Regions from separate parts of the Homo sapiens genome. Here region 1 is linked to region 2. Evidence: chromatin contacts called from ENCODE Hi-C data. All regions are on one chromosome and are shown on one strand. The core of a region is the stretch at or near the end of the contact, and the rest is flanking DNA. Distances in the headings are between cores, read along the strand shown. Region 1 holds the start of FBXO11 (F-box protein 11). Region 2 holds the start of HAAO (3-hydroxyanthranilate 3,4-dioxygenase).

Region 1 (6,262 bases), core at 3,763-6,262, 5.1 Mb before region 2:
GGGAGAAAATTTTTGCAATCTACCCATCTGACAAAGGGCTAATATCCAGAATCTACAAAGAACTTAAACAAATTTACAAGAAAAAATCAAACAACGCCATCAAAAAGTGGGCAAAGGATATGAACAGACACTTCTCAAAAGAAGACATTTATGCAGCCAACAGACACATGAAAAAATGCTCATCATCACTGGCCATCAGAGAAATGCAAATCAAAACCACAATGAGATACCATCTCACACCAGTTAGAATGGCGATCATTAAAAAGTCAGGAAACAACAGGTGCTGGAAAGCATGTGGAGAAATAGGAACACTTTTACACCGTTAGTGGGAGTGTAAACTAGTTCAACCATTGTGGAAGACAGTGTGACGATTCCTCAAGGATCTAGAACCAGAAATACCATTTGACCCAGCCATCCCATTACTGGGTATATACCCAAAGGATTATAAATCATGCTGCTATAAAGACACAAGCACACATATGTTTATTGCGGCACTATTCACAATAGCAAAGACTTGGAACCAACCCAAATGCCCACCAATGATAGACTGGATTAAGAAAATGTGGCACATATACACCATGGAATACTATGCAGCCATAAAAAAGGATGAGTTCATGTCCTTTGTAGGGACATGGATGAAGCTGGAAACCATCATTCTCAGCAAACTATTGCAAGGAAAGAAAACCAAACACTGCATGTTCTCACTCATAGGTGGCAATTGAACAATGAGAATGCTTGGACACAGGAAGGGGAACATCACACACACTGGGGCCTGTCGTGGGATCGGGGGAAGGGGGGAGGGACAACATTAGGAGATATACCTAATGTAAATGACGAGTTAATGGGTGCAGCACACCAACACGGCACATGTATACATATGTAACAAACCTGCACATTGTGCACATGTACCCTAGAACTTAAAGTATAATAATAATAATAAAAAGAAATTGGTTCTGCTCTTAAAAAACAAAGATTTACCACTGTGTATCACAGTCCAGCCTAAAACTTGAACAAAATTGATTTCTTTTAATAGCGTTCTGTATTACTTCACAGGGAAAGGTATTAAAGTCAGATTCTATAATTCTTTAAAGATAACTTCTGGGTATCATTGGATTGTGTGCTTACCAGGTTTTCCCACATATACGTTAAATTTAAATCCTTAGTTCCGAGTTAATTTTCACTACCTAACTGATAAAAAATTATCTGGGCATGTACTGAAGAATGAATTTTTGCAGCTTAGTGAGATAAGTCATTCATACTTTAACAAGAATATTTTAAACAGAGCTGGTTATTCCTGCAGGGAAACCATATTCAGATCAAACTAATTTCTTAAATGACATAAAAGGAGTGAGCAGCTTTGAGGTGTCTTATGTAACTAAGTGCTGACGGCTTGGGACTAGATGATAGAATGACAGAGGAAAGGGAAGCTGAATCTTTGAAATGGTAAAATTATAATTTAAGAATCACAGTAAATATCACCTGCCAGGTATTAAAATGATTAAAGAGCTTATTTTTTCCACACTGCTATTGTGATAGGTTTTATAAACAAATAATTTTAAGTACACTAACCTTTTAAGCACCAGTAATTAGCTGAGAAAAACAAACACAAATGTTCTTGAAGAGAGAGCAAACCCTGAGGGAATTCAGTCCTCTGAAATTATGCTAAGTATTACTGAAATAATTCTAGGTGGCTCCCACCCCTAAAAGAAATCCTTTTAAATTTTTCTCCTGTTTTCTAACATATATAACTTTTATGACAGCTAATTGACAGAATTATTTACTAATATAGGTGGATCTGCCTATGGATAAAACCTTCCAGGATATTTTGGGTTCTCACCAGAACTCAAAATACTGTCTACAATGCTTCTGAATGGAAAGGGCCCTGGATTGGCAGACAGTGGCTTTGCTACCAAATAGTTATAGTTTTGTCACCTCCCTTCTTTGGAGTTTAGTTTCCTAGTCTGTTGAATACAGAAATGAGATTTAATGATCTCCAAGGTCCGTCCTGACAACTCTTAAGTTCCACAATTGAGTTTGAACACTTTTACACAAAGATGACTTCAACATTTAATCCCTGAAATAAACTAAACATATGTAGAAACCAGTAATGTAGGGATAGGATAATATTTTTTAATATCTCCCAATAGGTGTTCCATTATTGTTAAACTGGGTTCTCTCTTGAGCACTTCATCAGCTATCACGGCTCCAAGAAAGGGAGCAGAAGAAATGCCAAATCTCAAAAATGAAGAGGATACGGTACAGAAGGAAAGTTCCTGACAAATGGGAAGGAGAAAAATCCATTCCTTAAAAACCCTGGGGCATGATGGAAAGAAGAAAAGGGTACAAGGAAGAGGTTAATCAGACTCAGTGTGCTTACTTTCCATCCCCTCTCAGGGTGGAAACTAGAATTGAGGGTATGTAGTTGACATATGCACAGAGACATAGGGAAATCCAAGAAAGTTGGAGATAGTGGTTTGCGTCCCTGGACATGTCTGTGAAACACTAAGACGTCTAGGAGTTCTACTTTCAGCCTGCCAGCATGTTCAATATGACATAAGGAGAAAAATGCAACATTGTTGGATAGTGGCTCAACAACTAGTAAGCCCAAAGCAAGGCTCCTGGCTCATCAAGGCCTACACGTGGTATTCGGGGAATCCAGAAGTACCCATGTGTCTCAGTGAGAACCATGAGGATCAAGGGACCTGTGGAGACTCGGGGTCAGTACAAAGAGGTTATAGTGTATGGGGCAAATGGCTCATGTATGGATTTCAGCAAAAGAAATCAGCCTCAAAAGTACAGAAATGACCAGTTTTATGAGTAATAAATGATAAACGACAGTGGCTGCCATCAGACAATACTAGCCACTCCACGCCAGAAGACAACATAAGGACTGGCATTAGTGGCTTAGATGCCCTTGTAAACCTCCCTATTCCTCAGGGATGCTACCACCCTACCAGTTACTCTGTGAATTTGAAAAAGGTGCTTCCTTTCTCAAGACACTTTACTACCATCTATCAGGAAATTGTCATAATATACTAATTTTGCTAAAACAAGGCATTTTACTGCCATATGTCAGAGAATTGTTGCAATAAACTTAGAAATCTAGGGTATGTAAAAGATACCCCTTATACCACATATAACAACCCTAAACCCCGCCCCTCCCATTAATATATTAGAAGGAGAGTTGGGGAAATAAAAGGTGAAAGCAGTTATGTTTTTTAAAAAATTGAGATGATGTGGGGACTTGAAGTTAAAATTACAGAAAATAAACAAGCTACATTTTCTTTACATCTGAATTAATGTAAGTAAAACTTCCACTCTGCCACACCAAAATACAAACTCTTTATGCCCAATATTTTCCTTTTATTAGTATTTCCCATAACACCTTATATACATATTAATGCATACACGGAAGGAGCCAAAAAGTACTTGTCAAATAAAAAAGTAAATTTTTAGAAAAATCAGAAATGATGGACACACTTATATGTATAACGTAATTTTCCTGTACTTTTACTTTTCCCCTATGTTTATTTGAACAAACCTAAAATTGTACCCATTTGCACCTAGCTAACCACCATAAAAATTTGGAGTTCTCCAGCTGTTTTGTAACAGCTGTCCTCCTCAAATATTTTTTTGAGAAACAAACATAGACCTACGTTTCTCTATTTTTCTGGACTAAAGAGAGATCATCTCAAAATCACAGAACTCTTAAAAATTGAAAACAGGATCATGTAGTCTAAAATAAGTTCTTATTTAAACTTGGGAGGTGAGGGGGGCGGGGCTGACATCTAGAAAGGTGAAGTACTTTGCCTGTAGTCACACACCAAGTCTGGGACTCAACACACAGGCTCGCCTCTTTGCGTCTCTCCCTCCTTCCAAAATACATTTTCCTCCCTCTCAAAAGCTTTATCACGCTTTGTAGTTGCTTAATTATCTATGTCAAACCTAGAGAGCAACTGATGACACTCAGAGACATCGCCCAAAGTTCTGAAAACCAGATAATCAGATAAACTGCCAGTTTTACCACATCCAAAAAATGCACAACAAAAGAGAGAAGGGGGAGAATCGAGAATACATTTTCAGCCGCAAGGCAATAAAAACACGTTTCCCTTGGAGAGAGATTATGTTGGGGGCATCAGGTATAAAGGTAATTCCTGTTGAGGGTTTTTCTTTTCCTTGCAGTTTGTGGGACCTAAAAAAAAAAAATTAAAAATTAAATCACATAAACAATCACAACATCAACACATTTACTTCTCTCCTCTCACATATTATTTTCCCACACATTGTATACACTTCTTCAAAGAACAAATCAAATTGGCCAAAGGTCAAAGCCTTTTCAAGGTTTAGATGATATACGATTAGGCACCGACTCCAAACTTCGCTTACCAAGCCCAAAGCTCGGAGACGGAAATCTTCAGGGTTTGCAAATACCCTCAGCTTGGCTAAAGGGCACGAAATCTCTAGCGCTCCCTACAGCTCAGATTTTGAACCCACCTACCACAGAAAACCCGAGTTACCAAAGATTGGCTCCCTCGTTCCACTTTTTTTTCAGCTCAAAAAAATCGGGTGAAGGTTGGGGTAGGGGGGAAGCTGAAACGGCGAACCGAAGGATTAATCACTTCTCCCCATTACATCAGCAACCCCCGCCCTTTCCTCCGAGCACCTCCTCTCCCAGAATCGTCGCTACGCACTGGCGCTCTCTTCGCCCACCCCCTGCTCTATTATTTGCCCTGATACCTCCCCATTATCACCCGCCCCGCCACACTCCCCCTTTCCTCTTTCCCCCTCCTAGGCGGGGGAGGGAGGAAACCCGAGAGAGGAAACAGGGCGTTGAAGGGACTTCGCGATAAGAGCGGAGGCCCCATTGGCCGGAAGGTTGTACGGGCGCCTTAGATTGGCCGCCTGGACGGAATCCCCGCCCCTCCTTTCCCCGCCCACCCACCCCTCCCCCCGCCGCCCCGCGGCCCTCCCCCGCGCCCCCGGCCAGCCCCGCGGCGGGGAGGGACCGACTGGGCGAGTGGAGGCTCCGGCGGTGTCAATGGCTCCTCCTGCCACGGAGCAGCAGCAGAAGCAGCGGCGACAGGGCTGACGAGGAGGAGGAGGAAAGGTTCCTTTAAGGAGGAGGAAGGACGACGCCTCTTTTTCCCCCTATCTCCTCCCTTCACACTCATTTCCCCTTCGCCGAGGAGAGAAGGGGGGGAGGAGAGAGAAGAGACCGAAGAAAGAGAGAAAAATTCCTCACAGAAATCTCTTTCAGGGGGTGTGGGGGGGAGGAAGAGGGAAAAAAAAGAGCCGGGCGCCCCCTGCTCCCTCCCTCCCTTCTCTCCCTCTCTTTTTCTCCCTTCCTCACCCGCCCGCCCACTCCCCCCGCTGCCGGAGACGCCGCTCGCGAGTCGGCGGGACCGGGATCTGTCTCTTCAGCCGCCGCCGCCGCCGCCGCCGCGCTTCGCCTCGGGATCCCCAAGCGGCGGACGCCCTTTCTTTCTTTCTCTCGGTCTGCCCGTCTTTCTGCCTTCGTCCCTCGCGGCCGCCCCGCCCGGCGGCTTCGGCCTTCCCCGTGCGTCAGGCCCTCCCGGCCGGCCTCGCTCGGTCTCCGTCTGTCTACCCGGGCCTTTCTCCGGACTCGGGGTCCCGCTCGCCCCCTCCGCCCTCAGCGTCTCCCCTTCCCCTCGCCCCCTCTCCTTCCTCCCCCCTCTCCCACTCTCCCCACCCCTTTCTCCTGCCCCGAAGCTCGCTGTGCGTGTGCGTGTGTGTGTCCCTCCGCCAACGCCGCCACCTCAGCCCGGCAAATGAACTCCGTCCGAGCCGCCAACCGGAGACCCAGGCGAGTGTCGCGGCCGCGCCCGGTGCAGCAACAGCAGCAGCAGCCCCCGCAGCAGCCGCCGCCGCAGCCGCCCCAGCAGCAGCCGCCCCAGCAGCAGCCTCCGCCGCCGCCGCAGCAGCAGCAGCAGCAGCAGCCTCCGCCGCCGCCACCGCCGCCTCCGCCGCTGCCTCAGGAGCGGAACAACGTCGGCGAGCGGGGTAAGGCCGCGCTACCTCCCAACCGCCCGCCTTCCCGGGCACCGCGGGAAGGGAGGCCGGGGCGGGCGGGCGGGCGGGCGGGCGGGGGCGGCCTGCGCGCCCTGGGGGTGGGAGACCCAAGCTGAGCGGAGGCGGGTCCCCCGGTGCCGCAGTGTCAGCCCGGGCCGGGCCCGGCCGGCAGGAAAAGCCGCGGCTTCCCTTCTCGCCTGGGCTCTCGCTCAGGCCGCGCTTTGTTTGGTTT
Region 2 (6,114 bases), core at 243-2,742:
TTTAACTAACACTCAAAGCAAACTTAACACATCTCAGATCCTCAGTGCTTCATGTGTCATTGTTTACGTCTCCTCTGATTACTTGTAGATGAGAAAAATAAAGAAGGTGGTGTGAGTTACTTGGGTGCAAAACGATATTCTAGTTTTGCACTAGAAGTGCTCAGCTAAAACTGTGCTAGATAAATAACTAAAAAAAAGGAGAGAGAAAAATGAAAAAAAAAAAAAGAGCGTCAGAGAGGAAACGGGAGGGTCTCAGTGGGGAATTCGGCTTCCTGTCGTCTGGGTTTTGATTTTGAGTTGTACTAGAGGAGTCTTTATGTCTGGAATGCTGAGAAAACCAGCCCAGGCCAGGCGGGCTGTGAGGGCAGGATTTAGAGGCGTTTAGTTTCTTAAACTCTATAGTCTGGATTCCGGTGTCAGGGGCCTGAGCCATTTTCCTCCTCCCCTACCCGTCAGCTCCCACTCCCTCCAAACTTCCTAAGAAAGTTCTGAGTCCTGCAGAAAGACAGGCTTCTCCATCTTCCACACCCGCGCAGATTTCTCTTTCCTCACACATGCACGCCCAGGCCCAGCGCCCCAGCCCCTCACCCCCAGGATAACTGTTAGAGTCTCTCACACGGGGCTGTCATCATTAACACCCCGAGATTCCCGAGGGCTAGGACACTGAGGCCGGTGTCCACATCTGCCAAATTCCTCCCATAGCTGCGTGCGAACTGAGTATGTTCCTAAGACGCCTAAGGAGTTCAGCACGGGGCTCGGGGTCCACTGCGACACTGCGCGGACAGCGGCCGCTCGGCTGGGCCTCAGGTGGGGAGGGCTCGCGGTCCTGCCCTGAGCCCGGGCTCCGCAGCTCGGCGCCTGCACCGCTCCCCTCGCCGAGCCCGCGGCGGAGTCTGCCGGCCGCACGCAGCAGGTCTGGGGCTCACCTTGAATCGGGACCTGCGGGGACCGCCGTGCGGCTTCCCGCTGGGTGAGCGCCGCAGCCCTGAGTGGCGGGGCAGTCATTCCCCTTTTCCAGATGGGAAAGCCAAATCTTGAGCCCAGCGCCAGCACCGTGTTCTCAGGTGCTGGGACTTCCAACCCGCGATCTCCTCACTGTAGTATTTCTGGGAACCTTCCCTGGGATTCCCCTCGGGGCGTAGAGGGAAGGAACGTCTGGGGACAAGCGTCCAGGAAGGGTCTGGATTCTTTGTCCTCCGCCGGGAGCAGGCCCCACCGCAGGCGCCAGTGTGTGGGGCGCCCCGGAGACGGTGGCGGGGACCGAGCCCCTGCCCCGCGGAGAAGCAGAGGGCGCGGGACGCCGTTCCCCAGCGCTGCCGCCGCCGCGCTCGCCAGGGCCTGGAGTGGCGCGGAGGGCGGCGGGCTCAGACCAAAGTCCACCAGGGGGCAAAGTCCGCGGGCCCCAAGCCCCCACCACGGGGTCGCGGGGGTTTGCTCCGCCTCGTGAGCTTGGGATTCTGGTTAAAAAGGCGGCTGGGCGGAGCTGCGGGCCTCCGACGGCGGGAGGACAGCGCTGCGAGGAGGCGCCCGGGACAGTCATGGAGCGCCGCCTGGGAGTGAGGGCCTGGGTGAAGGAGAACCGGGGCTCCTTCCAGCCCCCGGTCTGCAACAAGCTCATGTGAGTCCAGCACCCCCATGGCCGCCCCCTGCCCTCGCCTCCTCCCCCTCCTCCATCTGCGCCCTCACCTTCCAGCTCCGAGTTCCTGGACCCAGAAGCTTGCAGAAGGACCGCTTTAATCTCTTGGTTCTTGGGGGAAGATGGAGACAGGCTGTTCCGGTTCCACCACATCGGTCTGTTCCTCTTTCTTGTGACTGTGGCCTTGACTTCTGAAGAAGGCTGAGCTGGTTCTCAGGCTGTAGGAGATGACATGACAGGGTGCACCTCTCCTTCCAGGGCTGAGAAACAATTCTCCAACCCCAAGTGACACTGTGCATTTTGGGAAAACTCAAAAGTGTGGGGAGGGTGGTTTTCAAGGCAGAAATGCACTAGAATGTAGGCCTGGGGGCAGCCAAATCATACACCCCAACCCTGTCCCAGAAGCCACAGGCAAAGGGGGAGGCAGAGAATCCGCTCCTTTGGGAAGATCTTGATGTCTTGCTTTTTTCAGGGCCCCTCTATGCAGGTGTGCACGAACACACACACACACACACCACACCAGACCCTCCCTAGGCCACCTCTGCCAGTAGCCTCTGCCTGCAGCACCCAACAGGGTTGGCCATCCAGCTGCCATCTTTCTCAGGCAGACCTCTCAGGCCCTCCCCTGTGGTATGGTCACCTCCCTCATCCCCCCAGTTCCATGGCGGGGCCCCACATGCCAGCTAGATCAAGGTTTACATTCCCCATTTTTGCTGTGTCCACAGGACATGGTCAGTAGGGTGGCACCTCAAGGCAAACAGCAGGCCCAGGACTATGCCAAGTGTTTTTACATCATCTCATCTCATTCTCACAGTAGCACCGTGAGGGGGGATTTTCATAAGTAACTTTTCTAGTGTCACGGAGCGCCTGTGCGATAGGCTCCAGACTCAACCCACGGAGCAGTTCGACTCCAGAGTCCACGCACACTCTTGGTTACCATGCAATACCACATGGCCAACAGTCAATATCTCCCCAAAGATCTCTTCTATCACTGTTGTTGCCCACCCCCAATTAAAGATGTAGCATCATCTTTGCCTCCTTCCAACACTTCATCCCCATCTGCAGTCGCTCCTTCTCAGTCCTCCCTTCGCTCCCCCTGAGGTCTCGCGTCCATCTGCCCGGGCCTCTCCCTAGCATTTGGTGGTTTGCTGGCATCATTGGTATTCTTGCTTCTGCTGTACCACGCCCACCTCCACCTTCGTCTTCACAAGGCAGTCTCCTTGTGTGTGTGTCTGTGTCCAAATTTCCCTCTTTTAAAAGAACACCAGACATATTGGATCAGGGGCTCACCCTACTCCAGGATGACCTCATCCTAACCTAACTACATCTCAAGGACCCTATTCCAAATAAGGTCACATTCTGCAGTACTGGGCGTTAGGACTTCAACATATAAATTTTACAGGAGGGGTTACTATTCAGCAAGGTGAGAAGCTGCTGAAGCAAGCAAGGTGAGAAGCTGCTGAAGAGTTCTGGGCAGAGGAGGGGCAGGTCTGGTTTATGCATTCTGACTGATGGGTTGAAAGAATTCTTGAGTGGAGTTGTTTAAGAATTGTCTGTATGTACCTAAATTACATCTCAGTGAAGTTGATTTTAAAAAACAACTTTCAAGCCGGGCGCAGTGGCTCATGCCTGTAATCCCAGCACTTTGGGAGGCTGAGGTGGGTGGATCATTTGGGGTCAGGAGTTCAAGACCAGACTGGCCAACATGGTGAAACCCCGTCTCTGCTAAAAATACAAAAATTACCTGGGCGTGGTGGCACGCGCCTGTAGTCCCAGCTACTCAGGAGGCCGAGGCAGGAGAATTGCTTGAACCCGGGAGGTGGAGGCTGCACTGAGCCGAAGTTGTGCCACTGCATTCCAGCCTGGGTGGCAAGCAAGACTCTATCTGAAAAAAAAAAAAAAAAAACAAACTTTCCAGGTTCCCCAGCACCCCTTAGGCCAAGACCAGACTCCATGGCTGGTCCACCCTCCTGGACCAGCCTTCTCAATCGTTCCCCAAGCTCACCCCCAGTGCTTCTAATCTCAGAGCCTCTGCACCCAGCTCTCCTGTGCACACTCTTCCCCAGTCAAGTTCCTTGCGGCTTCCCTCCCCTCCTTGAAGCTCTATGCAGCTTTAAGTTCTTTAAGCATGGACTGTTCATGACAGCCTTCTCCTGCCCTGCAACCTCATCCACCTTTCCAAACATCAGGTCCACACGTGTGTTTCCGGTTTATTGGGCCCAGCCTCCCAAAAGGGAAGGAAAAGGAAAGAGACTGGCTCTTCCGTCTTGCCTCCATGCCTCCCAGCTGGGCTGGAAAGCAGCCCACAGGACAGGACACTCAGAAAGGACCTGCCAGTCTAGTTTGGGGGCTCAGACCTCCCCCATAGCCCCTCCCCTGCCATCCACACCATCGTCATCCATGCAGGCAGCCTCTAGGCTGCTGTGCCCTGTGTGTACAAATGGTCCCAGACCCAGCGCCTCCCCTTCCCAGAGGAAAGCCCTTGCCCCTGCCCTCTGTGGCAGGGCCACCTGAGAACACCCTGAAGCCCTACACAGACACATTCTGCTGCTTATTCACCCCAGTGTCTGCACCCTGAAAGGGGACCCTGCTGTGGGGATGGGGCAGGCTGTTCTCAGGAGGTGCTGAGGTATTTTTTGCATAAAAAGGTAACACCACACCAACAGCAGAAAGACTGAGGAGTTTGGGAACCCTTTTGTTCCAAACAGCTGACTAGATGCCCCACAGACCCAACGCCAGCGTGGGAGTCAAGGAGCCTGAGACCTGGCTCAGGTTCAGTCATTCCCTGGCTTTGTGACCCTCTCTTGGCTGGCTAAATCGGCTGTAAAATGAGAGGGTTGTATTGAGTTTATTTATTTATTTATTTATTTAAGACAGAGTCTCCCCCTGTTACCCAGGCTGGAGTGCAGTAGCGCAATCTCAGCTCACTGCAACCTCACCTCTCAGGTTCAAGCGATTCTCGTGCTTCAGCCTCCCAGGTAGCTGGGATTACAGGTGCCCACCACCAGGCCTGGCTAATTTTTGTATTTTTAGTAGAGACAGGGTTTCACCATGTTGGCCAGGCTAGTGGCCTCAAGCAATACATCCGCCTCTGCCTCTCAAAGTGCTGGGATTACAGGCATGAGCCACCACGCCCGGCCGGGTTTATTTATTTTATCAAATACTTAAATAGTGCTTACTATATGCTAGGCACCATTCTGAGAGCTTCCAAATATTAATTCATGTATTCTGTTTAAACTCTGTGAGGTAAGAACTGTTCCTCTATTTTACAGATAAGGTTAGTAACATGCCCCAGGGCCTGTGCTTATAAACACATGCCACACTGACTTGACACCGCCTGAGGCCCCTGCTAGATGTCACGGTCTCCTGCATCCACTGAGCCATGCCTCCAGCCAGGGGAGAGTGCAGGGTCCTATAGTCAGACAGCATGGGTGAGTGGCAGGTCAAGGTCGTTTTGCCCCTACACTGCCCCATCCTGGGAAGGGGTCTTCAATTTGCTACTCTCCTGTAATTCGAGATCTTGATCCTGTGATCCTGGTTGATGAAGCCATAGATTCACCACCACATCATTTCCCTTGTTGGGTCAGACGATGTGGGGGGACACACAAACAATGACAGACAGACACACAGACACGATCCCAGACACATAGACACTTAGATGCACGCAGGCATGAACCGGGGATGAGAGTTGGGGAACAGGGACAGTGAGGCCAAAACAGCCCTGCTCCTCTCCCAGGGGCCCTCAGGCTCCCTCCTGGCCCCCACGGGACCCGTGCTCTCTTCACTCCTAGGAGATGGTTTAGAACGTCTCCCCCACTTTGCGCATTGCAGGCACCAGGAGCAGCTCAAAGTCATGTTCATCGGAGGCCCCAACACCAGGAAGGACTATCACATCGAAGAGGGTGAAGAGGTAGGTTTGACTGGTCTCCCTGGATCTAGGCCTGCGGGCAAGGAGCCTGGCCCTAGCGGGAGGGGGCGCTTCCCACTCGAGGCCCAGAGATGATGGACTGGAGAGGGGTGGACATGTGGCTGATGAGTGGAGGGGGCACAGCTGAAATCACAGGGCACGACTGCTGCCTCCAAGCTGGTGGTCAGGCAGTGACGCCTCCACAGCTAGCACCTCTGCTGGGGGAGCCCCAGGAAACAACCCATGCCCTGCGGGTGAGAGGTTTTAGCCATGGGGCATCCTCCCCCTGGATATAGGGGCTGGCCATGTGAAGGGGGACGTCCTGGTCCCCTCCCCACAAACTTGACAGATTCAATTGGTCTCCAAAATGAGATCCTCCCCCGCAGACGGGGGCAAAGTGCAAAAACACCGTGGGTGAGGGCTGGGCTGAGTGGGTGGCAGAGGGAGTTCGAGGGGCTGAGGGAGGAGGAGCTAGTGGCTGAGGGGTAGGCATGGTAGGGAGGTGCCTGGAGCTGAAGGAGGAGTTGGGGCAGGGTGGCCCTTCCTTAACTAGAGGCTGCAAAACCCATTC

The links. A loop is a pair of places that touch in the nucleus more often than their neighbours do. Pooled maps may share reads with other maps.
Region 1: a map with no recorded cell type shows a loop between it and region 2 (7-fold over the local background). The contact joins the promoter of FBXO11 here to the promoter of HAAO in region 2. A Hi-C loop is called at or near these places in 2 of 37 single-sample maps with no recorded cell type and 2 of 50 pooled maps.

The regions. Positions count from the first base shown.
Region 1 is chr2:47,905,248-47,911,509 of GRCh38, reverse strand. It overlaps FBXO11 (F-box protein 11), which reads left to right and starts at 5,012. Exons shown (of 23, transcript NM_001190274.2): 1 at 5,012-6,021. The coding sequence starts at 5,790. LOC100506235 (a long non-coding RNA gene) reads right to left here and starts at 5,960. Exons shown (of 2, transcript NR_187636.1): 1 at 5,711-5,960; 2 at 3,343-4,192. RefSeq lists an enhancer at 4,066-4,850 and silencers at 4,920-5,019, 5,510-5,699, 6,060-6,179, 6,190-6,239.
Region 2 is chr2:42,787,961-42,794,074 of GRCh38, reverse strand. It overlaps HAAO (3-hydroxyanthranilate 3,4-dioxygenase), which reads left to right and starts at 1,492. Exons shown (of 10, transcript NM_012205.3): 1 at 1,492-1,618; 2 at 5,468-5,546. The coding sequence starts at 1,539. RefSeq lists silencers at 756-845, 926-1,025, 1,206-1,645.